7 separate regions of the Mus musculus genome follow, and regions 1, 2, 3, 4, 5 and 7 are each linked to region 6. The links are chromatin loops, found by intact Hi-C in ENCODE. Cell type or tissue: heart. All regions are shown on one strand.

Region 1 (4,000 bases), 67 kb before region 6:
GCCTTTCCCCAGCTGGCCCTGAAGACTCCCCCAGGCTCATCTGCCTCACCCCTTCTTAATCCAAGCAGCCAACCCCTCCCCTCACTGCTCCCCCCCCCCGCCCCCCCCCCAAGCCTTCACTAAACCTGCCCAACTTTAACTCCCATTCCTCTCCCACTATGTTCTCTGCTGTGATCATCACCGGACCTTAAAGCTCCTCGGTCTCTTCTTTCCAGCATCTGCTCCTGCCTTTTCCTGTCTGAGTACCACAAAAAAGCCAGAGGGATCTATCTGCTATATGTGGGCCTCACTAAGATGCTTTAGCTAATAGTAACAAACAACAACAACAACAAAAAAAACCCAAAACTTTATTTCTTAGTTTAAGGCTTGTAATTTTTTTTAATACGATGTCTCCCTATTAAGTCACACACAGCTGGCCTGGTACTATATAGACCAGGTTGCCCACTAACTCAGAGATCTGCCCGCCTCTGTCCTCCAAATGCTGGGATTAAAGACATTGGCTATCATGTAGGGCAAGCCTGTAAACTTTATTGTGGCCCTCGGAGGCTGTGTGGCCTCACGACTACCTCCCCTCCCCCACCCCCAAGCGTACTTTCATGTCAGCCAAACTAGTCTTTGTTGCCCATTGTATCATGTTTCACTCTCCCAGGAGGCCTTGTACAACTTTCTGCTTTTACCTGAATAATTTCTATTCATTTGTCAAGAGTTCAGTTCAAACCTCCTTTCGTTTGCCCACACACAACCTCGACTTTATTAGGTGGTACTGTACCGGCCACAACTGTAGTTTTGGAGTTAACTGTAAAATTTTTAGTGTCCTATCTCCCTCTGAATAGGAAGCCCACATGTTTTCCCTCACTGCACGGGGGGTGGGGGTGGGGGGTGGGGGGTGGGGGGTGGGGGGCTAGAGCTGAACTTGGCATAGAACAGGTACTCCAAATGTGTGTTAACTCATACTAAGTCGCCACCGGATGCTTGGCCCTTTATGGGTGTCATAGACGTTTTTCTGCGCCTGGGAAACGCTGTAGCTTGCTATTGAGATCTCTTGTCACTAACTTGAGATTGCAGCTGCTACCCACGTTTGTGTCCACAAAGAGCTTTTAACTGTCAGCTGCTGGAGATACCGGGCCTTCTTGGCTCCTGCTGCACCTCCAGTAAGGAGGCAATAATCCAGTGACTGACTAGATAGGCAAGCTCTCCTAACCCCCATGCACTGCTGGAATCCAAACCGCAGCAGACTTGTCTCCCACACTTGTCTGACTTTGGGGAAACACTACATCCATTAACCTAAAGTTTGTACGCATCGTTCAGCTATCAAATTGTTTTCCAGCACTTTCCCGTTACAGTCCAGTACTCCCAATTCTACACTAGGTAATATTCCCGTAAAGAAACTGGGGCTCAGAGTGGTGGAGCGATCCGCCTAAGGCCAGGCACTAGAAGCTAATCCTCACAGATTTTTCTCCGCTATCTCCCTATTAAGTCTCTGCGCCCTGAGCTTGAGTTTGAGCGAATTTTGGTCTCAGCCTCAAGAAAACAGGATCCTGCGATCTGAAGCTAACCAGCGCAGAGCAGCTAGGGAAACTGAGGTCCAGAGCCGGGACTCTGCGCCTGCAGAGACGACTGAGAAGGGGGCGCGTCCTGCCCAGCGGGCCGCCTCCTCCCGCCCCACACGGCGGGGTCCCCTCCGCCTTGTCTTTGCCCTCGCCAAGTCGCCACCTCGGGAGTGAACCATGGTTGCAGCTGTGGCGACGGCGTGGCTGCTCCTGTGGGCCGCGGCCTGCGCGCAATCCGAGCAGGACTTCTACGACTTCAAGGCGGTCAACATCCGGGGCAAGCTGGTGTCGCTGGAGAAGTACCGTGGCTCGGTGAGTGACGATTCCTTGCGGGCCTGGCGCGGAGGGGAGGGAGGGGCTCCGTGGGGATGCTACTCTCGGGTGTGCCACAGCTCGGACACCACCCTGCTCATCCCAGCCGCGAGATCGGTGCAACCGGCGCTCCCAAACCCTTGCCCACTCAGGCCTGCGGCTACGTGGCACAGCTTAGGAGCCACCCGCGCTGACTGCGCTCTGCGAGGCTCAGGATCTCACCCGGAAGGTGAATGCCCTCCGCTCTCCGCTTTGCCTCTCCCAAGTGGAAAAGAAACCCTAGCCTTTATGGCCCTTTGCCGGTCCAGTCCAGCTTCTGCTCCTGTAACAGTGGGTCCAATGAGAACGCAGAGAGACAAATGTGCAGTGGAGGGAGTGACCATCAAAAATGGACCTTTTCATGATTCTTAGAATCCACCCTCAGGCCCTGAGAGCAAAGATACAACAGTGGAAAGCAATCCAAGTTGTAAGAGAACCCCCTATACACCCTTCCCATCCTTGATCCTCCTAAGACCCACCCCTTAGAGGGCAGTTGTGATGGAGTTGCTAATGGGCCTGCCCTACTCACTAGGCGAATCACAGTAAGAAGGAAGTGTGTCAGGATTGGGTCTTTTAAATAAAACTTGAGCAAGACAGATCAATCCAGACAGAGAGAGCTGGCCAAGTCCAGACACAGAAGCAAAACAACAAGAAAGGTCAGGGTGGACCAGGGATTTCAGCAGCGGGTACTTGAGAGATACAAACTGCTAGACTAACCGGTGTTAGATGAGGCTGACTGCCAGGGAGACTTTGAACTGTAAAGTTCAGAGACTCTGGTGCGATGAAGAATCTTCTCAAGAGAGGAGCATGGTAGCACACACCTTTAATCCCAGCATGCTGAAGGAAGAGAGTCTGTGAGTTCAAGACCAATTTAGTGTCTATCTACATTGGGCGATCCAGAAAGCCAGGGCTACATGGTGAGACCCTATCTTTAAAAAAAAAAAAAAAAAAAAAAAGGTAATTAATTAATTTTTAAAAATCCTTCAAAGAACCTTTTGTCTCTTGAGTTGGAGTTGGAGATCCTGGTGTGAAGACTGCTATTGAACACTAACTGACTTGTGACCCCATCATCCAGAGTTGGATGGTTCAGTAGGCTTTTCTTGCAAGCAAGAGTATCTTTAGGGGCAAAACTATTCTCAATAGCCTTGTTGTTCTCGATTACACTGAGAGTCCTTGCCCTGACCAGTGTGCTGTAAGTTTCAAGAGAGAAAACAGTGTAGAAACATTAGGTAAGCTTTAGGCGCTCTGTATGGATGACAGGTCTTGTCAATGACAGCATCCAAGACTCCAGACAAACGGCAGCAAAGAGCAAGGCCATTTACTAGTCAGGGAAGGCCTGTAATGAAGGTAGACAGATGGTGATTAAAACACGTTCATGTTTTAATCAAGTTTATAGGGAGAAGAGACAATAAATAAGGCACTGAAAACTGAACCAGCCAATCCCAATAGCAATGAGAGCTTTAAAAAAAGGCCGGGTGTGTGGTGCATGCCTTTAATCCCGGCACTTGGGAAGCAGAAGCAGGGAGATCTCTGAATTACAGGCCAGTCTGATCTACAGAATCTTCCAGAACACTCAGGGCTCTTACACACAGAAAACCTGTCTCAAAAATAAATAAATAAATAAACAAAACAAAAAAGCTTTAAAAATACTAAAAGGTATAGGATATAGAATTAGCCTACACACAATTAATCCTAGCACTTGGGTGGCAGAAGCAAGCAGATATTTGTGAGTTCAAAGCCAATCTGGTCAACATAGCAAGTCGCAGGCCAGCTACGGCTATGTGAGGTAATGAGCTCAAGTTGGCCAGGCTGGTCTTGAACTCATAGAGATTCACTTGACTCTGTCTCTGCCTGCTACATGCAGGAATCAAAGGCATGCAACATTTTTTCCTTGCTTTGCTTCTTTTTTCTTTTCTTTTTAAGAGACAGTCTTACTGTCTAGGCTGGCCTCCACTTTGAAATTCTGCTGCCTCAGCTCCTTAGAGCTAGGATTACAGGTATGTGCCACAGACCGCCATGGGGAACTACTCTTGGTCATCAAGCCTAGGCATCTAGTCAGTTCAGGCTAGGAGGACGCCAGAACTCTACAATAAACAGGG
Region 2 (4,000 bases), 240 kb before region 6:
ACTCATATAAAAGCATGTTGAAATGCTAATACACAGCTCAATCAACTACTCTTCCACACACCCCCAACCCCCCCCCTCCATCAGCAAAATGATTTTGATTATCAGCAAAAATGGTGAATGGACTGGGGAGCCAGGAGGATTGGTTTGGCAAAGAGAAGAGTTTGACTTCTAGCGATATCCATGGAAGGACACCACAAGTCTGAACCCAGTACAGGAACCATACCCAATGCAAAAACATAAAAGGAACCTTAATAAAAGTTAAGCCCAAACTCTTGACACATGTACCTCATTTAAATCTTTAAAGTAACCCCAGAACAATGTAAATTCATAGAAGATGCTCAATAATAAATATTTGCTAATGAAAGGGAGATGTTATCTTTGTACAAGTTAAGTCTGAACAGTCAGATACCAATAAGCTACCTTACCTTATGTATCATCGTATCACCTGTGAAAATAGTATTTACTTCTGGCAGCTTATTATATACAGTAATATATACAGCTTCCCAATCAGAGTGGCAGGTCCACCGGACCCATTTCCTAATCCACAAAATGGAAAAATAGTATCTCTTTTTATTCAACCAATATTATTTGAGGCCTGTGTGCTAAGCACTGTTCTAAGATAATCAGACTAAGAGAAAATACGGTATGATAAACCAATGCCCATCCTACTGTAGCCAACTATTGAAACAATGGATTCCAAGAAGTTTGACTTGTCCCCAGAACTTCATCCTGAAGCCAGAGGAACAACTTGTCTATAGGAAGGATTAGCAACAACAGTCTGGAGGAGCCTCTCAGGAGAGGGGGCTGAGATGTGTGTCTATAAGTGTTCCAGGACAAACGGGGCTACAGAGAGAAACTCTGTTTTGAACCCCCCTCCCGCACCTTCCCCAATCTAATTCTGAAAAAACAGGGTGTGGTGGTGCATGCCATTAATTCTAGGGCCTGAGGCAGAGGCAGTCTCTAAATTCGAGACCAGCCTGGTTCTGAGCAAGCTACAGGACAGCCGGCTCTACACAGAAAAATGTCTAAAAACCATTACAGTAGAAAATAATTACGATTATTCGACTTCTATGGAAAACTAAAAAGACCTCGTGACAGGAATCTCACAGCTCAAAGCTTAGAACTCCCAATTTCTCCAATTGTTAAGAGAAGGCTAGACCCAAGAAAGTAGAATACGAGCCATTAGATGTTTTCTCCAGTGATTGGAGATGAAAGCTCACTTAAGGGCAAGCCATGTGGAGAGGAGACGCCAAAGTCCCAGAAAGTGACTTAGAGAAAGTCTGTCTCTGGGCGGAATCACCAGTAAAGCGGAGAGCAACACCAGCTCCGCGGTTCCAGAGGAAAGGTTGCGAGTGCTTTTCAGAAGCAGTGCACGCGGAGAGCCAAAGCCTTAGGCTCCCCACCGAGGGCCGGCGCCACCCGCTTCTCCGAGGTCTCCTTCAGTGCAGGAAGTGTTCCTGGAGCTCCGGGGAGGCGAGAAGGTTTACAGGCTTGCGAGCGGTGCCGGCACCGACGGCCCTAGGTGCACGTGTATGCAGTCCGTGGACAACGACCCGCACTCACCTCGCCGACGCTTTGCAGTCCAGGCACTGGAGTAGCTGGGGGACGCTCGCTCGTCCAGGTCTGGCTCCTCCGGGAGACCACGGCTACAACACGTAGTCCCAGCTCTCAGCTGACTAAGAACTGAAGGCACAGGAGAAAACTTTTCGCGCCACTAACCGAAACCCCGCCCACAGTGTGATTCTGATTGGCGTTTCGGACACTCGCCACGCCCTCCCGGGGGTTCATGACGTACTTCCGCCAATTTGCTTGGGCCCTCTCTGGTGCGGGGTGTGCGTATTCCGGCGAAAGAGTTCTACGCCACAGCTTCCGGTACGAAGCTGGTGGCTTTCCGCGGTCGCAAGGGATTCCTTAATGTTTCCCTAGCCTCCGGTAGTCCTTTTTTTTTTTTCCCTTCTTTTAAATAAATACTGAATGTGACGTATTAAGCAAGCCGACGGAAATAGAATTGAAAGAGTTCTAAAATGGCGAACCGTACAGTGAAGGATGCCCACAGCATCCATGGCACCAACCCTCAGTATCTGGTGGAGAAGATCATCCGGACGCGAATCTATGAATCAAAGTACTGGAAAGAAGAGTGTTTTGGACTTACAGGTGAGCGACAGCGCGCAGCCCGCGTCTCGGCTTACGGGTGGTTTCTTCTGTCTGAGTGAGGAAGGACGGACCCTTTGGGGGTGATACTGGAAGAGTATGTCAACTATTCATATAAACTGCTCTGTGCCTGGACTTGTACTAGACGGGACACAGACAAATCTGACACGATCTTTTTCTCTTTTCTCTTTTTTCTTTTCCGTTTTCCGAGACAGGGTTTCTCTGTAATAGCCCTGGCTGTCCTGGAGAACTGCTGGCTTCGAACTGCCTCTGTCTCCCGAGTGCTGGAATTCAAGGAATACACCAGCACCGCAGGGCTCACCGGTCTTTCCTTCTTTCTTTCTTTCTTTCTTTCTTTCTTTCTTTGGGGGGGGGGGGGGGTGGGCTCCGAGACAGGGTTTCTCTGTAGCCCTGGCTGTCCTATGTCCTGGAACTCACTTTGTAGACCAGGCTGTCCTCGAACTCGAACTCAGAAATCCGCCTGCCTCTGCCTCTGCCTCCCAAGTGCTGGGATTAAAGGCGTGCGCCACCACGTCCTGCTTGACCGGTCTTTCTTTTTTTTGTTTTGTTTTTCGAGACAGGGTTTCTCTATAGCCCTTGCTGTCCTGGAACTCACTTTGTAGACCAGGCTGGCCTCGAACTCAGAAATCCACCTGCCTCTGCCTTCGAGTGCTGGGATTAAAGGTGTGCGCCACTACACCCGGCTTGACCGGTCTTTCTTGATGCTGAAGGATTTCTTTAGTTTTTTTTTTTTTTTTTTGAGCCATTCCATTTTTTTAAATTAATTAATTTATTTGTTTATTTATTTATTGATAGTCTGCTGGGTCCTAGATTGTTTATCTCAGGGACCAGATAAGGGTTCCTTTAATGCAGCTTGAAGATGTTCAAGGAACTTCACCATTCCTATAATAAAATTCTTGCTGTTCTTAAATGGGTCAGTAGTTTCATTTTTGACCTGCTTCCCCTAGTCCTTTAGGTTTCTGTTTTGTTTTGGGGTTTTTTTGTTGTTGTTTTTTTCCCCTGAGACAGGGGGCCTTGGATGGCCTGGAACTCTCTTGAACACACAGAGATTCATCTGCCTTCCCCTTCTGGTCCCTAGGATTAAAGGCATGAGCCACCTCGCTGGCTCCTAAGTTTTTTAGAGTGGCTCTCTGTCAGCTGTCGTAGCTTTGTTCAGCTTCACCTGGTGTGACTCTGGCTGTGGTTCTTGAGCATGTAAAATCACTTAAGCTCTTTTTTGTTCTCATTATCCTTAGCTGGAAGCCAGGACAATGATTATTTGTTTTTTTGTTTTGTTTTAGACAGGGTTTCTCTGTGTAGTCCTGGCCCTGGCTGTCCAGGAACTCACTCTGTAGACCAGGCTGGCCCTGAACTCACAGAGATGTGCCTGCCTCTGTCTCCCGAGTTCCGGCATTAAAGTTGTACACCACCCCAGACCAGCATCTGGTAGTAATAAGAGGACTTTTCCCTCATAATTTGTTGTATAAAGATTGAGGACTCATGAGTCCCACCCTTCCTTGATGGACTAAACAATTAATGGAGACTGGGACGAGGGGTCTGTCTCTCTCTGTAGTGCTGTAGTTCCAGGCATATGTAGCCCTGGCTGTTCTAAAACTCACTCTGCAGACTAGGCTGCCTCAGACCCAGAGATCTGCTTACCTCTGCCTCCTGAGTGCTGGGACTGAGCAATCATCACCATGCTCAGGGTTTTTTGTTTTTTTCCTTTTTAAGGCTGTTATTAATAAGCTCTTGTTCTCTTAATATTAAATTCTTATTGACTATTTAGGAACTCTAAACCTTTAGCTATTTAACCTTCCAACCAAGAAAAACTAAGGCCAAGAAAAACTAA
Region 3 (4,000 bases), 220 kb before region 6:
ATACGGTGGTTGTGAAAATCCAGAAAAATGGGGGAAAGATCTTTGAATCTCTAAAACTAAGTCTGATCTGGAACAGTCACTGAGAGTAAATTCTTTCAATTATTACAAATGTATTTCTAACATCTATACCAGATGAATTAACCAAATTTGACTCTTGTCAAAAAGATTTATTAACTTAAAATAGAACTTCAAATACAGACAAAAGCAACTTTCCATTCAAATTTGAATATATTCAATATACAAGTATGTAAAGGAAAAACATTTCAGAATCTTTATGTTGTAATTTTATTTTTTTTTTTGACCTTTTAAAAAGTTTTTGGCACTACAAGGTTCTGTAAAGAATAGAAGTGACAAATTTAAAACACATGAAATCCTTTCCTAATCCTTAAGAACAATATATATAAAGTCTGAAGCAACCAAAGTATGAATACAGCTAATAGAAAATAAAGAATGTAATTTTTTAAATTCTCTCTTTATACAATTCATCAAGGTTAAACAAAACATAAAATTCCCTTAAAAATAGGGTAATAAAATAGATGAAATTTGTATCACTCAATTTAGTGATACCAGTAAAAACTATAGTTCATATTTATATACAAATAATACAGTGTTTAAAAACAGTCTTAGAATTTAAATAAGCTATCTAAACGTGTGTTAAAATTTTAAATCAGAACCTGATTTGTTTTGTTTTCCTTAATGTCACTTTTTCTGCTGAGTGTAACTGACACTGAGGTACGGATACCCTTGAGACAGCAGGATTGGCTGGTTGCTGTGGGCTGGCATTACTCGGACACGTTTCCTCGTGGTGGGTGGGGACAGCGCTCTCTACAGCGACGCGTGGCACATCTGTCTGCTGGAGACAATACAGAGAGCAGATTGAAGGATTTGTATCTACTTACCTCAACTCCCCCTTTAAAATAAATTTGTTAGCTAGTTATACAGTGTTTTTAAAAATCCACATAACAACATTTGGAGGAAAAACAAATATAGGTGTATGAAGACAGGAAACAAAGGGCAAGAAACAAGGGAAAGAACCTCACACGTAGAAAAACTGCAAATTCTTTTATAGCTGACAGGACTTCTTCAGTTTTAGATCTCTGCTCAAGAGATAAACCCAACCAAGGTCAGGGTCCTGCCATCCATTCCATACCAGCAGTTCTCAGCCTCCCAACTGCTGGGACCATTTAATACAGTTCCTCATGTTGTGGTGACCCCAACCATGTTCTTTTCATTGCTACTTCATAACTGTAGTTTTATTTTTGTTACAAGTTAGAATGTAAATATATATTTTCTAATGCTGTTAAGTGACCCATGTGAAAGGGTCCTTTGAAAGAGGTTACAACCCACAAGTTAAGAACCACTGCTTTATACTATCCAAGTGTCCACCAGTTCATAGATCAGGAGGAAGGTCACTCCCTCTTAAGACTGATAATTTTGAAGTAAGAACTTAGATAAAATGGTCTTAGCCCTTAAAATGTATGGTCTATAATCTTTATTACTCAGTCAATGCTATTAGCAGTAAATGAATCTAATTGGTCCTAGTATCATTCTTGAACTACTTTTACTATCACTTTCCTAAATTAAATTCAGACTCCTTTACAGGATTTTCAGCCTACCTTCCCTATCTAGAATTACCATTTACAAATCTTTAATATCCACCTCCTTTCTCTAGTGTTAGTTTTTTATGTCAGAAAAAACTCAGTGACATTTTACATGTATTCCCTTAATGAAGAACACCTTCCTTCTTTCTAAATTCTAGGGTAATAAATAATTCTTATAAGATGAAATTCAGATGCAATCCATGATAAGACCTTACCTAGGTAGAAAACTAGAATACTGTTACCTTACGCTTCAATACTGTTTTTGGCTGTTTTTACAGGCTTTGCTCTCTTATTAAAATATGCATTAAGTATGGATACCATGCGTTACCTAGTATTTAAGTAACAAGTAGTGAATATAGTCTGGCATCCAGTATGCTGTCTCAATAGATGTTTACTGAATGCATGGATGTTACTCCTAAATCAAGGCCTCCACTGAGATTCCCAGCTCAGAAGAAAACCCACCCAGTCTGACTGCGTCAAAAGCACTAGTACCTTGAGCATAGAAGGGTTTGGGCTGAAATCTTGGATTTCCCTGATGCATGAAATTTTGATGCAAACCGTAAGGCCACGAAGCTGGGACAAGGGGGAAATGGCGTGGTGCATGTTCCCATGGAATTGGAGGATTTAGTCCTCGAAAGCGTGGCTCTGCATTTCAACAAGAAAACAAAAAACAAACACATTTTAAAATAGTAATTCAAATATTACTTTATAGTAGAGATATACTAAGTAACTGTGCATTATGCTAAATCCAGATACCAAATTTCTCTTAAAGAATCAAGCATTTATTTACTCAAAGTATTTATATATATGTTATATACAATGATATATCTGCTATACCAAAGATGGCTAATCTAGAATTCGGAGGTAAGAGGTTTCCTTACAGTGGCTAGCCAGATCATAAAGGACAGACAGAAGTGATGAGATGAGCATTTTAGAGAAGGATGAGAGTGATTGTGTCAAAAGTCTTGACAACAAGAAAGCACTCAAAGTCTGGGACCACAAAAGAATCAGCTTCATAGAAAAAGACCACAAAGATGAAATGTCAAAGCTGAGCATTGTAGCAAACACACTTAATTCCAGCACTTGAACCAGAGGCAGGTGGATTAAGGCCATCCTGGACTACACAATGAATCCAGGACAGTCAGGGCTACACAGAGACTCTGACTCAAAAAACAAAAACACACCAACAGGCACAAACAATGACCCAATCAGCAGGATGAAGAAATGGTCAGGTAGGTGATGATAAACATTTCAGAGAATTTTAATATATCATCCTATAAAACTTCAGATTTTTACCCTTATGTTAATATCAACTAAGCCAGAATCCTATTACAAAAGAAGCTTGTACAAAAAAAGGTTGAGGTACTATGGTGGAAAACTTGGGATTTGTAACCAAACATACATAGCTTCAAATCTGTTCTGAAAATTACTATAATCTCTTTTTGGAACCTCAGCTGTAAATGATTTAAAAAGTTTAGTGGCTTCCATGCATATATGTGCTTTCCGTTGTTTTTGTTGGTATTTAAGACAAGCCTTAGTCAATGATAACTTGGTCAAAGAAGAAATAAAGAAATTAAAGGCTTTTTAGAATTTAATGAAAATGAGGACAAATCATACCAAAACTTTTGGGACACAATGAAATCAGTGGTAAGAGGGAAACTCATAGCTCTAAGGGCCTTCAAAAAGAAACTGAAGAGAGCTTAACACTAGCAGCTTGACAGCACACCTGAAAGCTCTAGAACAAAAAGAAGCAAAAACACCCAGGAGGAGTAGATGGCAGGAAATAATCAAACTCAGGGCTGAAATCAACCAAATAGAAACAAAAAGAACTATACAAAGAATCAACAGAACCAAATAAAAAAAATAAATTAAAAAAAAAAAAAAAGGAATCAACAAAACCAGGAGCTGGTTCTTTGAGAAAATCAACATAGTACCCAAATTAATATCAGAAATGAAAAGGGAGACATAATCTTAAACAAAATATATCTTAAATGATTATTGTTTGTTGAATATTATATTCTATTTTCATAAATACAGATTATCTTCCTTTTTTCTCATTGTTACTCCATGATCAACAAATAATACTGACCACCCAACCTTTCCACAACCAAATATAAAAGAAAAAAAGAGAAATTACCCGAATTACCCACTGCACCATTGTTCACCAGGGAATTGGGAGCCACGGTCCGAGGCCAGTGTCCATCGTGAGAAGGGCTGGGAATTGCCATGGGCCTGGCAGCAGGCTGTGCAAAGATGATGCTGGGATCATTCAAGCCAATGTTGCTGGGGGTGCTGCCAGGTGCAGAGTGCAGCATCGGGCCGTGGATGGGCCACGATGGGGCAGGGATCTGCAGGGGGTGCATTGGCAGTAACCCCATACTGTGCATGGGTGAATAATG
Region 4 (4,000 bases), 280 kb before region 6:
TCTATGTCCATTATTTTGACTACTCATAGTCAACCCAACCTTAACTGGTTCTGTTGCTGTTGTTATTGTTGTTTTGATTTTTCAGTTTTTTAAAATAAATGTGTATGATAGTTGTTCCCATATATATGTATGTACAGCATGTGGCTGCAGTGCCGATGGAGGCCAAAAGAGGGCGTTGGATCCCCTAGAACTGGAGGTGGCTGTGGTCGTAAGCCACTAAGTAGCAAGCAGCTCGCACTCTTAACCACTGAGCCATTTCTTTAGCCACAAATGTTTAGAGATCCATACTCCATGTGGACCCGGGGTGAAGGAGACCACATCCATACCTGCTTGGCAGTCTCAGCACCCTGGCCACTGGTCTTAGGGCCCTTCCGAGGTCTTGGCCCTGGCATCTTGGCAGGCTAGATACCTATCAGGTGTAAAGTTGAAGAGACTCAGACTGGAATAGATGATGATATATGGCCCCCAACAGTGGTACCCGTGGTTAGGGAACTTACTCCCACGGGCTAAAACACCACTTTATAATTAATAGCACAGAGGCAAGGAGAGGTAGGGGACGGAAGGCAGGGGACCACTGTCAACAGAGGGATATGGGGGGTGGGGGTGGAAACACAATTTCTGAACTGACTGGTGACCATGGAAGGCAGACTTATGGAAGCAATTTGAGGTACAATGGTTTGGAAAGGCTTTTAAAAGCAGTGCTGTCGCCGGGCGTGGTGGCACACGCCTTTAATCCCAGCACTCGGGAGGCAGAGGCAGGCGGATTTCTGAGTTCGAGGCCAGCCTGGTCTACAGAGTGAGTTCCAGGACAGGCTGTCTGTTCTGCAAATAATGTGTCTATTTACATTTAAATTAAAAATTCAGCTCCTCAGTCATACCAGACAGATTTCAAGTGCTCAGTAGGTGAATCTGATTAATGGGTACCACTGGGCAGCACAGGCATGGATCGTTCTCATCATCAGTTCCCGTGGGCACTCTGCACCTGATTCAGTATTCAGATCCTCTGAAAGGTGTCACAAGTGGTCAGCGGGTACTGTAGCACCACCTGTCCAGCACTGGAAGGAACTCATTTGCTCCTACCTCAGGCTTCAAGGAAACAGACCCATGGGCAGACAACGACCACAGAGCAGCTGCAGGGACAATGGGTGCAAGAGGCAGCCCCTTATCGAGGACATAGAAAAGACATCTAGGAGAGGACGATGCCTGTGCTGAGTCATGAAGTTTGCACACTGGGGAATAGCAGAACTCCAAGCAAATCAAACGAACTGACACCAGTTCTGAGGTGAGAACTGGCTTGGCCTACACAAGGAGAAGAAACGCCCAGCACCACGGAGGCATAAACCAAACCGTAAGGCTAGAAATGAAGGCATGAACTAGGGGAGAAAGAGAAACAGCTTTAAGGCTTTAAAGACACTTGGGCGTTAGACACTGGGAAGCATTATGGGTTGATGCAGAAGGTGCCCAGGGAAGTGGGAGATCATATAGGGCGGGAAACCTCAGCCCTGAGCATCTTGCAAATCTATGAAGAAGCGTGAGGTGGCGTGGGGATTAAGAAACAAGACACGATCCCGCGTCCGGAGCGGGAATCAACAGGGCTGCGAGGTTCCCTGGTGTGAGCGCACAGGCGTAAGCCACTCCAAGTGTCACATTTCGGACTGCAGTCAACAGCGAAGCGTCAGCCGGGGTGGGGTGCGGGAGTGAAGGAGCTCGGGAGAATGAGATGCTCCGCTGCCGCAGGCCGGTCGCGGCCCTCCCGATGCCAGGCTCCGCCCGGCCCGACCCAAGCCGCCTCTATCTCCCCGGCCGCCCCCAGAGTCCACACGCCGGGAAGCGGGCACGTGGCATACCTCGCGGCGGATCCGAACCAAAACCGGGCCTTCTCGAGCCCGGAACCGCCTAGCTTTCCGCGGCCCCCGGGCGGCCGCGGCGGAGACAGCCACAGGAAGCTCCCGCCCAGGAGGCGGTGGCAGGCGCCCGGCACGTGACACCACAGCCGGCGGGTCGCCGTGCGCATGTGCGCGGGGAAGCGGGCGGGGCGCGCCCACAGGTGACGCCGAGGGTGGGGCCGGCTGCGCGCAGGCATCTTGGAGCAGGTAACGCGATACCGGCTGGCGGCAGCGTCGTGAGGTGTGGCGTGCTGCGTCCTTCACCCACGGTAGGCGTGCCCCATTCCTGCCGTAGTTTCTCCGAGAGGCCTCTTACCTGGTTCTCTTCGCGCGCCCCGGCGCTTCCGCGTCCTACTGGCTACCAATAGGCAGCCGAGCCGCGTCCCTGTGCTGAGATCCTGGAGGATGCGGCTTCCTCCAGTCTGTGCAGCTTAGGCACGGAAAACCAGCTCTCTGGGAAATAGAGCTCCTTTCTAGTCAGAGGGCAGGACAAAACTTCAGATTAGAGGAACCAAAGCCCTCGATTAACTGAGGCCGGAGCATCCCTGCAAGCTGAAGGGTCGCCTCTACCTCAAGGAGTCCTGTTATATGGGGATTGATGGAACTGACCTGCAGATAGACCAAACCCCGAGATACCCCACACCACGTGCGTAGTCTCACTTCGTGGAGAGACTGCAGGCTTCAGTTCTGATAGATCAGTTCTGCAGCCCTCGTGGTGGCGCATGCATTAAATCTCAGCACTCGGGAGGCAGAGGCAGAGTCCTTTAGTTTGCCTGCAGCTGGTCTAGTTTAGGCCAGCCAGGGCTACATAGTAAGAACTCTGACTCATAAACTGCCTTACTAAGGCAACTTCCAGAAGTTGTCTTCTGACCCTACACAGATGCAGGCCTGCCTGCACTCCGACATTCAAATTAACACACACAAATAATACACAGTAGATAGTGATTCCTACAGCTTTGGGTTTTTTCATTTGATTGTTTTCAAGGTCACACAGACCCACCTGCCTCTACCTCCTGAGTGCTGGGCTTAAAGAGTGCACCACCACCACCTGGCTGGTTTGTTTGAAACTTTCGTGTACTCAATCCTGACCTTGAATTTGATTTGTAGTGAAGGATGACATGGAATTTGTGATCCTCCTGTCTGCATCTCCTAGTGCAGGCATTACACCTCTGGGACTTCTGAGGTGCTGTCGATGAGACACAGAGATTTGTTCCTGCTAGAAGCACCCTGCCAGTCCAGCTACCTCCCAGACCTAGTCATACCCGTGTATGTAAATTAACAGGAGATGTGGCCACTGACTTCATCTCCCATTCTGCAACAGTTCCTTTTCAGTGGGGATCTGTCCTCTTACTGGACTCTCACTCCGGCCTGCCACAGGCTCCCAGATCTTGTGTTTCCCACATAACAGACTCAAATGAGCCAGAGTATAATTTAGGAGATAGTTTATAATAATAGAACAAGGAGGGTTAAGAGTGGATAATGGCCAGAGGGACCAGTGCAGAAGGAAAAAAAAAAAAAAACTCACCACATGTAAGTGGATAATGGCAAAGAATCACCATTGTGCCAATTATGTCAAAATAAACTTTACACTGTTCTCTTTTTCTTTTTTTAAACAATGGGTATGCTAGCACAAGCCTTTTAAAAAATTAATTAATTAATTATATGTGAGTGCACTGTAGCTGTCTTCAGACACACCAGAAGAGGGCATTAGATCTCATTGCAGATGGTTGTGAGCCACCATGTGGTTGCTGAGATTTGAACTCAGGACTTTCGGAAGAGCAGTCAGTGCTCTTACCCGTTGAGCCATCTCTCCAGCCCTACACTGTTTTCTTACGTCTCTACACATAGTTTTCCTGGAGGCTATTGTCGTGCTCAGATGATAGAAAAATGGGTTTGGAGTTGTGCTTGTGAGCATGTTTTGTATGTCATGCTCATTTAGGACCTCGCATTTTCATCTGCAGCTTTCCATCCTCACCTTATTCCCTTGACATAAGGTCTCTCACTGAACTGGAAGCTGTTTCAGCTTAGTCTTGCTGATAGTGAGCTCTTGGAATCCCCAGTCGCTTCTCCCCAATGCTGGGGTTACAAACTCATGAAGTCATGCCCAGCTGTTA
Region 5 (4,000 bases), 120 kb before region 6:
AAACCCACGGAAATCTACCTGCCTCTGCCTCCAGGCACTGGGATTAAATCGTGTACCATCATAAAAAGCTAAAACTTGTGCTAAACAACACTTATGAGCATCAGCATTTGCAGGTTAAGTCTTGAATGTCTTGTTTCTCTGAAACCAAATCTTTTCATAGTCAGAAAATTCAGTTGTTTTCTATCCATGGATCCTGATTATAAAGAACACAATCTAGGGGCTGGAGAGATGACTCAGTGGTTAAGAGGACTGACTGCTCTTCCGAAGGTCCTGAGTTCAAATCCCAGCAACCACATGGTGGCTCACAACCATCTGTAATGAAATCGGACTCCCTCTTCTCTCTTCTGGTGTGTCTGAAGACAGCTACAATGAACTTACATATAATAATAAATAAATCTTTAAAAAAAAAACAACAACACAATCTAGCTGAGTGGTGGTGACTCACCACTTTAATCTCAGCACTCAGGAGGCAGAGGCAGTCTGATCACTGTGAGGGTTACAGATCCAGTTCCAAGACAGCCAAAGCTACACAGAGAAACCATGTCTCAAAATGCTCCCCCTCCCCAAAAGAACACAAGATAATAAGCATTTATGTATGTCAAGGTTAATTTTGAGCTTAAAAAAACGTTCTCTATTTTTACAAAAATGTACACTCTATAAGAACAAATAAAAAAATCACCTTTAAACCAGGCAGTGGTGGCGCATGCCTTTAATCCCAGCACTCGGGAGGCAGAGGCAGGAGGATTTCTGAGTTCCAGGACAGCCTGGTCTACAAAGTGAGTTCCAGGACAGCCAGGGCTACAGAGAAACCCCGTCTCGGAAAAACAAAAACAAATCACCTCCAAGTGCTGCCTTATAAAAGTATTTACAATTACAGTCATAAAATTTCATTTTAAAGCTTAAATTTAACATGCAAAGCACTATTCTTAAATTAACCAAAATCAGATGTAATTCTAGGTAAGTTACAGTTTATAAATTTGAAGTAAGTTTATTATATATGTGTCAATACCTTATTGACTGTACTAACATCTTGGCCAAAGCTAACGAAGACTTTCTTTCTATGGTTAGATGTTCACCATACTTAAAACATGAACATGTCACTCACTTTCACTTCCACTTTTAGACTCTTTTAAGGAAGCTTTACTTTTTTTTTTTAACCATTTTCTACACTAGCCAAATAAAACTATGCAAAGAAAAGAGCACAGTATCTAAGAGGTTAAGGTAACTTCCTTTTGTTTATAATATTTTTAAAATGAGAAACAGCTTAAACTTCTCTTCCCAACATTGATGGTGTTTAAGCCCTCCGTATAATTTGTTTATAAAGGCACCATAAAGCACACTGTATGCTCGTGAGCTATCTTAAGAAAAGCCAAATCAAACAATATTTCATAGTTTTACAAGTTGTGGCTAATCTGTAGTAGGATGTAAGTGTACACCATATTTCTGAGGGGATACACATGGGCTCTGAGTAAAGAAAATGTTAAGTGCATACACACGCAGTCGACATTTAAAACTTGCCACAATTCAACATTTGGGAATGGCATTTTCCCTAAATAATCAAATCCACTTGGGATTATCTTATTTTATTCCTTTCAAAACAGAGTATGTTGTTTCACCAAGTGCTTCAAACACATTCCTGCTCCAAGGTACGCTCTGGAGGGGGGAGGGGATACATCTATAGATATAAAAGGTTATATGACCTCCGCGAGCTAATTATTAAATTCATTCCAACAAATCACAATTCAAATTGCATTTCTGGACACTAAGATTACAAAAGATCGCAGAACGTCAAATGTTTAAGGAATTACTTTTGTATCGAAATGAAGAAACATGGTATACTAAAACTAAAATCTCACGCAAGGTACAAGATTCGTCTGCTTTAAAGTTTGATAATCTTCTTTTTTAAAATGTTTAACCAACGTTAAGATAACAGTAATTAATCCCATTCAGGTACTGACTAGAAATCCCGCTGCTTCTTTGAGGTCTAACCACCTCATTCTTTTGTAATCCTGATATCAAAAGGATCAGAAACCACTTGCGAAGGCGTGCGACACACTGGGGAAGTGCTGTCTGTTTACAAATACGAATCTCACAGTTACCCACGTCAAAAGCGCGCAGTACCAGCACCTCTCGACTGGGGGGCGGGGGACAGAGACGGCGGGTGAGCAGGAAACGAAATCCACACAAACCTACCTCTGCTCCCTCCCGACAAGGACAAGCCCGGGGGATGGCGGGGAGGACACGCTGTGTGTGTGTGTGTTTACAAGTGTATATATACATACACATACACAGGGTGAAAGAAAGGCACACAATACAGACAAACACGCACTGGATCTAAGCGAAGGCTAGACCAATCCCGTTAACTCAGATACTCCTACCCCGTCTACAACAGGTTTCGGTGGCCGGACGGGCGCCCCAGCTTTCCCTAAGGTCGGCCCCCCAAAGCCCTCCTCAGGCCGCCCAGGCCGCCTTCTCGACTTCCCTCCTTCCCTCGGCTTTCCCCTGGGACACCAGAAGCCAGTTCCAGCCCAGGAGGAAGTGCCAGGCCCCGAGGGGGCGGCGGAGACGCGCTCCGGCGGCGCGGACACCTGCGAGGCGCCGCACCTGAAGGGGACAAGCTGGGGGCCCCCGGGCTCAGCGGCCGAGCACACCCCCTCGGCAGCCCGCGCAGCGCGGCGGCCCGCAGCCCCGTACCTGAGAAGCCCGCGAGCTACAGGCGCGCGCGACGCCTCCTCATCTCAGAGGCTCCGGCTCCCCCTCCGCCTCCCGCCGCCGCTGCCGCCCCCGTCGCCGTCGCCGCCGCCGCCGTCGCCGCCGCCGATGGAGGCCAGGACACGACGAGCTCAGGACTCCACCGCCATGTCCGCCGCGCCGCGAACTGCATTGTGGGGGGGAAGGGACGGGGAGGGGGAGGAGGAGGGAGCGAGAGAAAGAGGAGGACCCGCTGAGGGGAGGGGGCTGAGGGAGAGTGGCGCCCGGCCGAGGGGGGAGGGGAGTCGGAGGCTCTCCCCAGCCTGGGATCCCGATTGGGATGGGAGGAGATAGCCTCGGAGGCGGGGAGCAGAGCCTCCCAGAGCTGGGTTCAGGGGCTCCCTCTTCTTTAATTCTGGGGATCCCCCCCAAGCACCCGTCAAACCTCGGCGGAGGAGGGGGTAGACCGGGGGGCGTGGGGGGAGGGGCTTCGTTCCGGGGCTCGTGGCGGTCGCCCGGAAACAATGAGGAGGGGATGGAGGTGGGAGGACGGCGCGCACACACCCGCGCTGAGGAGGGAGAGCGGGCGAGCGCGCGCGGGCTCCGATCGGCGCCCGAGCTGGGGGCGGGCGGGCCCCCGAGGGAGAGAGGAAGGGAGGGAGGGAGGGAAAGGGTCGGAGCTACCCGCGGCTCGCTGGCTGGAGCGGGCCTGCAGGGAGAGAGAAAGAGAGAGAGAGGGTCCTGCGGTCCAGCACGCCGACGCCGGGAAGCGGCGCGAGGACGCCGGCGAGCTTAGGGTCGCGTGCACCGTCGCGCTTCTCACGTCAGGCTCCCTGGCTGCGGGCGCCTTGCCTGAGGCCCCCGGGCGGGAAAGGGGGCAGGTTGCCTAGCTGTGCCCCAGGGAGAGGCCGTAGATGTGCAGGCTCGGGCTTGTCACTGTCCGACAGCCCACGCATTTCTTGAATCCTCCGCGACCATTCCTGACTTCTGAGCACTGTCGAGCAGCTAGCAGGAGGGAGCCCCCCACCCCTTCACCCTTGCATCCAGTCCAGTTTTGCATCACCTCAGGACTAACAAAGCAGAGAAATCTTGAGAAATAGTTCGAAAACCATTTCTTTAGTTTCAGGTGGGCATAGAAACAACTACCAAGAACGGCTTCCCTCCTTCCTCCTTTTTTTTTTTTAAATGTGTTAGCTTCCTCTCATTTAAATTTACACTCATGGAAGACTAGAAGGCTTTGTTAGTTTATTTTAATGACACCCCCCCCCCCCGCCCTCAAGCCTCGAGATTATTATTTGACCAGTCTCCT
Region 6 (4,000 bases):
ACCTGTATTCACTGTCAAGAGTACCAACAGAGTGGTCTCGTGTGCCTGAAAAAATGTTCTCCCAGCCAGGTGTGGTGGCGCAAGCCTTTAATCCCAGCACTCAGAGGCAGAGGCAGGCGGATTTCTGAGTTCAGAGGCCAGCCTGGTCTACAGAGTGAGTTCCAGTACAGCCAGGGCTACACAGAGAAACCCTGTCTCAGAAAAAAAAAAAAAAGTTTTCCAATTGTCCTGTCACGTGAACTTTTTAGAACTTTATGTTGTGTATAAGACTTTTGCTTGCATATATATCGGTGTTCCATATTCGCCTACAGAGGCCAGAAGAGGTTATCAGATCCCCCGGGACTAGACGGAGAAGTTTCTGAGCCGACATGTGGGTGATAGAACCAAACTCAGGTCCTCAGTAAGAGCAGCGAGTGCTCCTGTCTGCTGAGCCAGCTCTGCAGTCGGCCACCTCAGATTTAACTGCAGTGCTGGAACACAGTACTCTACCACTGAGACACACTGCCAAGCTCTAACGTACTGTTTCTTTCCTTCCTTCTTTCTTTTGGTTTTTCATGACAAAGTTGTTATATCTAACCCTAAATGGCCTCCAACTCAAGAGATCACCCGTCTCTGTCTCCAAATCTAAGACCAAAAGTATGGGTCCACTTTTTGAGGATACCAGTATCCTCCAGTTGTAATCCAGAATGGATTGGTTGGCCTTTCATTCAATAGGGCCCTCTCTGTCTTTTGTGATTCTTTTCTGAAGTAAATATTCCATCACTGAATGTACCATTTATCCTTGTGTTTACTGAAGGACACCGTCACTGCTTCCAAGTTTTGGCAATTATAAACAGGCTCCTAAGAAAATGCACATGCATTTTGGTACGAGCATATTTCTAATTCCCCTGGGGAATTATAAAGGGACAAGATTACCAAAAGATGCTGTACGTTTCCTTTAAATACTGTCTCTGCAAGTGGCTGTGCCACTGTGTCCCAGTTCGTGATGCACGTCCCTGCCACTCTGCATTCCTCCTGCGTTGGTGTGTGGCCCCTCTAGTCACAGCAGTGTGTGCAGTGCAGTCTGCACCCCTCCTGTCATGCTGCAGAGGGCATCTCACACATACATTTGCCATTTCTTTCTTTTTTTTTTTTTCTTCTTTAGACAGGGTCTCACTATGTACCCCTGGAACTTCCTATGTGCACCAGGCTGTCTCTGCCTCCAAAGTGCACCACCACACATGGCTTTTTAAAAATCATTTGTCTTGTTTCACGTGTTTTATTACATGTATTCATTGATTGTGTGTGCACTCCTTTGTGGGTTAGAGGGCAATGTGCAGGAATCAGCTGTCTACTTCCACTGTGCGCTCGCTCTCAGGGACTAAACGTGGGTCATCAGGCACTGCAGAAGTGTTCCTGTGGTTTTTATGTAGTTGCCCAGGCATGATTAGCACCTTTCCAATGCTCATTGGCCTATGGTGTTCAATCACACCAAATACTATTTTCAAGACATTCTGAAAACAAACTTGATGTCTTTTAAAAGCTGTTTCTGCACTCAGGAAAAACTCTCTCCTGAATGGACTTCGGAAGGCAGGGGGCTGTGCTCTCAACCTTCAAAGGCAAGCCTGTCTTCTTGGGAAGCTAGCTGCCACACTGCCACATAGGGGGACCAGGGTAGTGACAGACAACGGTAGAATTATCAGAGAAAAAGGACAAGCTCGCCCCCTGGTGACAAGTAGAGTTACAACAGAAGGGAAAAAATTCTTAAAAGGGCACACACACATACACACCATGATGAACACACTGCATCCTGCCAGGATCTGGAGAACAGCAGCACAGCAGATGGAAAAGCACCTGAAACACTGCATTCGCCTGTTTAACAGACTCAGTCCTGCCTGGCACAGTGGTGCGTGCCTGTAACCCCAGCACCAGTGGGGCTGGGGCAGGGCTAGGGCAAGGCCAGCAGAAGGCAGCACAAGGGTCTGTTTGAAAAAGAAAGAAAAGAAAAGGGGAGGGGAGGGGAGGGGAGAAGAGAGGAGAGGCTCAGTGGACAGCTTCCTGTCATCATGTCCCAAATTCCTAGCTGGAGCTGCTTCCAGAGTCATCTGTCTTCCCTGGAGGAGCAGAGCCAGTCGAGAGGCTAATTTTGAACTGCAGAGATTTGTCGAGAGGAGGGGAAGCAAGGCTAATGTAACCACCTCAGCCTTCTTCAGCACGAGGCCCCTGATCCCTCTAAGTCTGCGGAAAGGTCTGACTGCATCGACAAGGAGCCCACACCACACACCACGGCTGGGTTACGTAAGGCAGAGGGCGGCAGTCGTGACTGCCTCCATGTTCTAAGACCTCTGTTATGCAAATTAGGATACTTTCTAATTTTCAAGCTCTTCCAACTAAAATGATAACGATGGCTGATTCTTTCAGGCCCAGGCTGCTAAGTTTCCCAACTTCTCTTTGTCTCCCCAGCCCCCAAAAGTCTACGGCTCTGCCGTTTACTCCTCTCACAGGTCCAGTTTAGAAATTAAGACACACCCCCATAAACGTAGGTGTCTTCACAGAGTACACACAAAGGATCATTTACTAAAACACTCTAGCCACTCCCAGCAGGTGACAAGCTGGAGCAGATGGCACTGAGTGACCTCCAAGGGCTCCTCTCGGGTGGGAGAGGAGCTGCCAGGGTGAATCGTCTGTTGCTGGAAAGGGGGCTGGGCAACGCACTACCCAAATGTTAGAGGTTGGACGTTTTTCTGCTGTTCTTTGTGCAGCTGCCGGGCCCTGTTTTTCAGCACTTCAGCCTTGGCCTCGTCCTTATCAACACCATCTCCCAGCTTGTACATGCGGCTGGCATTGGCGCAGGCCCAGACATGGCCCAGGTCACAGGCCTTCATTGAATATTTACACGCCAGACCCATGTCCTTAGGAAAGCCAGGGGCACCCTGTAGAAACATGGCACTGAGGTTGAAGCAGCTGGCTGCATAGCCACCATCACAGGCCCTGCTGTAGTAGTCCCTGGCCTTCCCCAGGTCAGGCTGGCCATCCTCATTGACCTGTCCATCATGCGCCAGTAGTCCAACGTTGTGACAGGATTCAACAGACTTCTTTCCTGGTTTCTCACAGGCCATCAGAAAGCAGGAAGAGGCAGCCTTTAGGTCCTGAGTCAGGCCACCTGCAAAGACAGAAAACAAAGAAGAAAAAGTAAACTCAGGGGCTGGCCAGAAAGCCCAGTGGGAGAGTGTTTGCTTAACAGTAGGAGGGCCTGGGTTCAATCCCCAGTCACCAGGGCCGAACCTTTGTTTCTAGCCAAGGTTGGGGAACAATCCCTGAGTCAAGTCCTGTGAGCTAAAGCAAGATGGAGGAGGGTAGCCAGTTAGGTAGCCATGAAATCTTTGGTTCCCTCACTATCCTATAGGGAAGCCGAGACAGGAAGAGACATGCCAAGTCAGAGTACCAGAGACTATCTCCTGGGGCTTCAGTGAGGACAGAGCATTTTAAAATAAGTAACTGAATGTTTCTTAGTCTAAACTTACAGTTGGCCCTACATATTTATGAGTTCTGCATATGCAGATCCCATTAGTTAAAAGTACCATTACAGCATTCAAACCAGACAGCAGCTGCAAATTTAACAAACCATGGACTGAAAATATTCAGGGAAAAAAACATGGCTGTGCTAAAAATGCATGGATTTTCCCGTCATTATTCCCAGAACAGTCCAATGTATGACAACTATTTACATTAGAGATTATCCTGTCTTAGGTAACACAAACTAGAAATGATTTCAAGTGTATAGAAGGATGTGTATTTATGCGAATACTCTGTGCACAAGGACCTGGAGAACCTAAGGATTCTGATCCTACAAAGCTCCAGGAACTAACCTTCCAGGGCAGACTTAAAAACAAACAAACAGTCAAACAAACAAAAAAAGCCCAATGAGTGCTACAAGCCTTTAATCTCAGCACTTGAAAGGCAGTAGGCAGGGGGATATCTGTGAGTTCAATGGCACCCAGGTCTAGAGATCTTGTCTCAA
Region 7 (4,000 bases), 150 kb before region 6:
CTTCTATAGAGATCTTTCATTATGATGTTTTAATGTCCCACCTTACTATTTTGCTTTTTAAACTGCTATTTTAAAGTGCAGTTCAAAGATTATTTTCCAGGTATACTTCCCTGTTCTAGATCAAGAAAAAATATCCTTGTACATTTCCTTAGCACATTTCTCCCTCTAATAAGATGCACTATACCTAAACACTTATTTACCAATTACTAGGAAGGCCAAGAACACAAACCATGATTATCATATTCACCACTACTTACATGTAGTAAGTGGACAATAAATATCAAGCAGGTATGTGAGACAAGGTAGAAAGACAAGAAAAATTACATGAACGCAGGAGATGAAAAGAGCTCCTCGTCCCAGAGTCCACACAATAAATGTTCGCCATGAAGGCTACAGATATAGTCCTTTCATATTTTGTTAAAATAGCATGGAACAAGGTTGAAGGCATAAAGACCTGATCTTGGGAAGGACTTCATTCCTGGCTAGACATTTTCTGGAAATCTCAAGAAAGAAATAAAGAGAAATTAACTTTAAGATCCCTATAGGCTTTTATACCTTATCAATTTTAATCCTGTCAGGTACCCCACAGGAATCACCCTATAATCACATTTAGTCTCCACTAGCAATCTTTTGAAGACACAAAAGGTTCTGAAGACTCAAAACCCATTCAAATACTACATGTGACTGTTACAAAGATAATGAAGTGCTGCTCTTTGAAAACCCCACACCAATAAACTTGGGTATGCCTTACTTCCTAAGGCCTCCTTTTTCTTAACCTAGGTGATTAAAATCTACATTAAGACACAATGCAGAAGCCGGCCAGGAATAGTGTGCACCTTTAATCCCAGCCCTTAGGAGGCAGAGGTATCTCTTTGAGTTCAAAGCCAGCGTAGCCTACAGAGGAAGTTTCAGGACAGCCAGAGTTACACAAAGAACTCCTGTCTAAACAAAAGAAAAGTGTTTCTGAACATGGTGGTACACTCTCTAATCCTAGTTCTCAGGAAGCGAGTTAGGCCAGCCTCATCAACATAACCACATAAACCCTGTCTCAAACAAAGACTTTTAGGGGGAAAGGGAGATGGCTTAGTGGGTAAAGGACCCTCCCACCAAATCCTAACTATCTGAGTTTAATCCCAGAATCCAATGTAGGACAAAACTGATTCTTCCTGAAAGTTGTCCTCTGTCCTCCGAATGTATACTACTGCATGTGTGCCCATGTGCACAAAATAAATTATAATAAAAGTTAAGGAATTATCAAAATAAAGATGTCTTCCAGGGCTGGAAATAAAGCTTGGTAAACAAGTATGAGGACCTGAGTTCAGCTCCCAACACTCATCTAAAAAGTCAGTTGTGGAGTCAACAATGAGAGAGGAAGAACAAGACTTCCTGGCCGGAAGCCTAGCTCCAGGTTCAGACCATATCTCAAAGGAATAAGGCAGACAGAGACTGACAGAGCAGGACTCCCAAAGTCTTCCCATGACCTCAGTACAAGTCATTAACACCTTCATAAATACACACAACACAGTCTTTTAATAAATCCCAATCCTACTTCACACTGATTGTCCTGGAATTCCATTTTGAATTAAAGCCAAAGATCCAGTTTCCTTAAAAAATTAAGGGAACTCCTCATGCTACTGCAGAATGAAGCTGTGCCTTCTCTCTGCTGCTGCTGTTCAGAAAATGGACAAATTAACTATACCTGAGAGATTTAATTTTAATTTTATGATTCTTTCCTTTTAAAAAAAGATTTACTTATTTTATACATATGAGTACACTGTATGCTGTCTTCAGACATAACAGAAGAGGGCATCAGATCAATGCTCTTAACCTCCGAGTCATCTCACCAGCCCCAGATTCAGTTATCTTTAGCATGATTAAACTGGTACCTAGAAGGTTCCTTCTAATCACAGGAGATAAATTAATCACAGCTTTCAAGGCTATCACTTTAGTTATTAATATGCTTTTACAATTCAAATACTAAAGAACATTTTTAAAAGTAACTTACCAAAATATTTTTCTTATGTCGTTTTTCTTTTATATGTTTATGTGCTCCTTGGATGTTTTCAATGTGAATTAAGCAAAGTTTGCATAGATAGCGGCAATTGGTATATTCTGGTGACCGCTGAAGAAACAAGTTTAAAAACACATCTTTTCAGTAATCCAAGAAGTGATAGATTAGATAAGTGAACAATGTAATTATATAACCGCAACAGACAGGAAAGGCACTGAGGAACTGCTATGAAGCTCAGTGGTAGAACACATGCCTAGCATGTGCTAGGACTTCAGGTTAGACACCCACTAGCACCACAAGAAAGAAAACAAGAAAGCACTGCAAGAACACTGATGTTTAATAAGCAGTCAGAACTAATATACTCAAGATAATTAACGTTTTCAAGATAGCCATTATAGAATATCAAATACTAACTTCAAACTGTAGCACAAAAATGCTAAATAGGCTTACTACTACTTATCTAATATCATCTTGCTCCTTAAATCTTATTCCAATGTTGTTCTCAAAATCAATTTCAAACTTAATTTTTGGTCTTTATGAGTACTCTGAAAAATAAAATATACCCTTATGTTGAGATATGAAATGAATGGATCACATTATTGAAGACAATTTCCAAGACTGTATTCTAAAAATGTTCCAATCAATCACAGTATCATGAGAATAAACTGATATTCTCTTGAGGTAAATGCTCTGAAGGAACAACAATTTGGGCACGTTAAAATTCAAGTCACAATGCCTCCATGAGATCCAACTGTAAGGCATTTTCTCAATTAGTGATCAAGGGGGAAAGGCCCCTTGTGGGTGGGACCATCTCTGGGCTGGTAGTCTTGGTTCTATAAGAGACCAGGCTAAGCAAGCCAGGGGAAGCAAGCCAGTAAGTAACATCCCTCCATGGCCTCTGCATCAGCTCCTGTTCCCTGCCCTGCTTGAGTTCCAGTCCTGACTTCCCTGGTGATGAACAGCAGTATGGAAGAGTAAGCCAAATAAACCCTTTCCTTCCCTCCCCCCTCCAAAAAAATTACAAGTCACAGTACTTCACTCATGATTTTGTTTTCTCAAAATAATAAAATAAGTGGTTGAAGGTATCAGACACTATGCCAAATCCTTCATATATCAATTGTCATTTTAATTCTTAATAATCCAGTAAGATTAATATTTTTATTTTATAGATATAAAAACTATGAAGCTTGGAACTTCACACCAATTCAATAGTACTGAAGACATAATGAATTTCAGTTCATACGTATCTAAGTCCAAAGTCAACACTCCTTTACAGTAAAAATAACACCTATATGCATTAAATAAAAAGAAAGCTTTAAAATGCTAATTTTATATCACTCTTTCTATTGTCTTACATTAAAATTTCAGTAATATTTAGCATTTTGTTTCAGATTAATCTTCAATATTCAATGGAATGCCTGACAAAAGGGTTTTTTCATCTGGAAATATATATTTTTGGAGGGGGGAAATAAAGATTTATTTATTTATTTTATGCACGAGTACACTGTAGCTTTCTTCAGACACACCAGAAGAGGGCATCAGATCCCATTACAGATGGCTATGAGCCACCATGTGGTTGCAGGGAATTGAACTCAGAACCTCTGGAAGAGCAGTCTGGAAGAGCACTGAATCATCTCTCTAGCCCTATATATTCTTTTTAAATAAAAAGATTTTATTTATTCATATTCCATGTATGTTAGAATTTGGTTTAAAAGTATTTAAGTGCACTGCATGTATATGATGGCCCCAGAAGATAATGTCCAAGATCCTCTTAACTGAAATTACAGAGATGTTGTGAACCATAACGTGGGTGCTAAGAATTGAACTCAGGTCCTCTGTCAGAATAGCAAATGCTCTTAAAACACTAAGCCATCTCTACAGCCTCAATAAATGATATCCTTTAATAAGAAACCTGCATCAAATTTAGAAACAATCCTACCATAGACTACTAGAAACAAACTCAACATTTATAGAGCATTATTAACTTTT

What was found. Hi-C counts contacts between places; a loop is a spot of excess contacts. Peaks named below come from ENCODE experiments on the same cell type or tissue, not always from the same donor. Only the 100,000 strongest peaks of a DNase experiment are listed, where the experiment ranks them.
Region 1: it touches region 6 in a loop (2.1-fold over the local background); 7 of 42 quality-filtered maps call a loop at or near these places.
Region 2: it touches region 6 in a loop (3.0-fold over the local background); 9 of 42 quality-filtered maps call a loop at or near these places.
Region 3: it touches region 6 in a loop (3-fold over the local background); 12 of 42 quality-filtered maps call a loop at or near these places.
Region 4: a loop joins it to region 6, with 4 times the contacts of the local background. A loop is called at or near these places in 12 of 42 quality-filtered maps.
Region 5: a loop joins it to region 6, with 3 times the contacts of the local background. A loop is called at or near these places in 19 of 42 quality-filtered maps.
Region 7: a loop joins it to region 6, with 7 times the contacts of the local background. A loop is called at or near these places in 13 of 42 quality-filtered maps.

The regions. Positions count from the first base shown.
Region 1 is chr4:108,404,405-108,408,404 of GRCm38, reverse strand. Gpx7 (glutathione peroxidase 7) reads left to right here and starts at 1,692. Exons shown (of 3, transcript NM_024198.3): 1 at 1,692-1,862. The coding sequence starts at 1,728. Gm32297 (a long non-coding RNA gene) reads right to left here. Exons shown (of 6, transcript XR_003955247.1): 5 at 2,619-2,830; 6 at 1,858-2,289. In heart, no CTCF peak of the experiment used is centred here; DNase peaks (open chromatin) are centred at 1,984, 2,084 and 2,384; H3K4me3 peaks cover 1,945 bases; H3K27ac peaks cover 2,518 bases.
Region 2 is chr4:108,577,139-108,581,138 of GRCm38, reverse strand. Prpf38a (PRP38 pre-mRNA processing factor 38 (yeast) domain containing A) reads left to right here and starts at 1,803. Exons shown (of 10, transcript NM_172697.3): 1 at 1,803-2,154. The coding sequence starts at 2,025. It overlaps Orc1 (origin recognition complex, subunit 1), which reads right to left and starts at 1,685. Exons shown (of 17, transcript NM_011015.2): 1 at 1,564-1,685. In heart, no CTCF peak of the experiment used is centred here; a DNase peak (open chromatin) is centred at 1,788; H3K4me3 peaks cover 3,327 bases; H3K27ac peaks cover 1,953 bases.
Region 3 is chr4:108,555,568-108,559,567 of GRCm38, reverse strand. It overlaps Tut4 (terminal uridylyl transferase 4), which reads right to left. Exons shown (of 31, transcript NM_175472.4): 29 at 3,739-4,000; 30 at 2,094-2,246; 31 at 153-853. The coding sequence ends at 783. Among named protein-coding and RNA genes, the nearest start is that of Gm22345, 20 kb to the right of the region's middle. In heart, no CTCF peak of the experiment used is centred here; no DNase peak of the experiment used is centred here.
Region 4 is chr4:108,617,921-108,621,920 of GRCm38, reverse strand. It overlaps Cc2d1b (coiled-coil and C2 domain containing 1B), which reads right to left and starts at 1,965. Exons shown (of 25, transcript NM_177045.3): 1 at 1,848-1,965; 2 at 327-409. The coding sequence starts at 392. It overlaps Gm12743 (a long non-coding RNA gene), which reads left to right and starts at 2,066. Exons shown (of 3, transcript XR_003955254.1): 1 at 2,066-2,155. In heart, CTCF peaks have their summits at 176 (motif pointing right) and 1,895; a DNase peak (open chromatin) is centred at 2,030; H3K4me3 peaks cover 2,035 bases; H3K27ac peaks cover 1,994 bases.
Region 5 is chr4:108,458,895-108,462,894 of GRCm38, reverse strand. Tut4 (terminal uridylyl transferase 4) reads right to left here and starts at 3,485. Exons shown (of 31, transcript NM_175472.4): 1 at 3,256-3,485; 2 at 2,695-2,878. In heart, a CTCF peak has its summit at 2,160; DNase peaks (open chromatin) are centred at 2,134, 2,974 and 3,564; H3K4me3 peaks cover 2,973 bases; H3K27ac peaks cover 2,122 bases.
Region 6 is chr4:108,337,265-108,341,264 of GRCm38, reverse strand. Coa7 (cytochrome c oxidase assembly factor 7) reads right to left here. Exons shown (of 3, transcript NM_027250.4): 3 at 547-3,142. The coding sequence ends at 2,694. Among named protein-coding and RNA genes, the nearest start is that of Coa7, 11 kb to the right of the region's middle. In heart, a CTCF peak has its summit at 1,706 (motif pointing left); no DNase peak of the experiment used is centred here; H3K27ac peaks cover 637 bases.
Region 7 is chr4:108,489,470-108,493,469 of GRCm38, reverse strand. Tut4 (terminal uridylyl transferase 4) reads right to left here. Exons shown (of 31, transcript NM_175472.4): 5 at 2,006-2,122. Among named protein-coding and RNA genes, the nearest start is that of Gm23138, 6.6 kb to the left of the region's middle. In heart, CTCF peaks have their summits at 1,799 (motif pointing right) and 3,541 (motif pointing right); no DNase peak of the experiment used is centred here.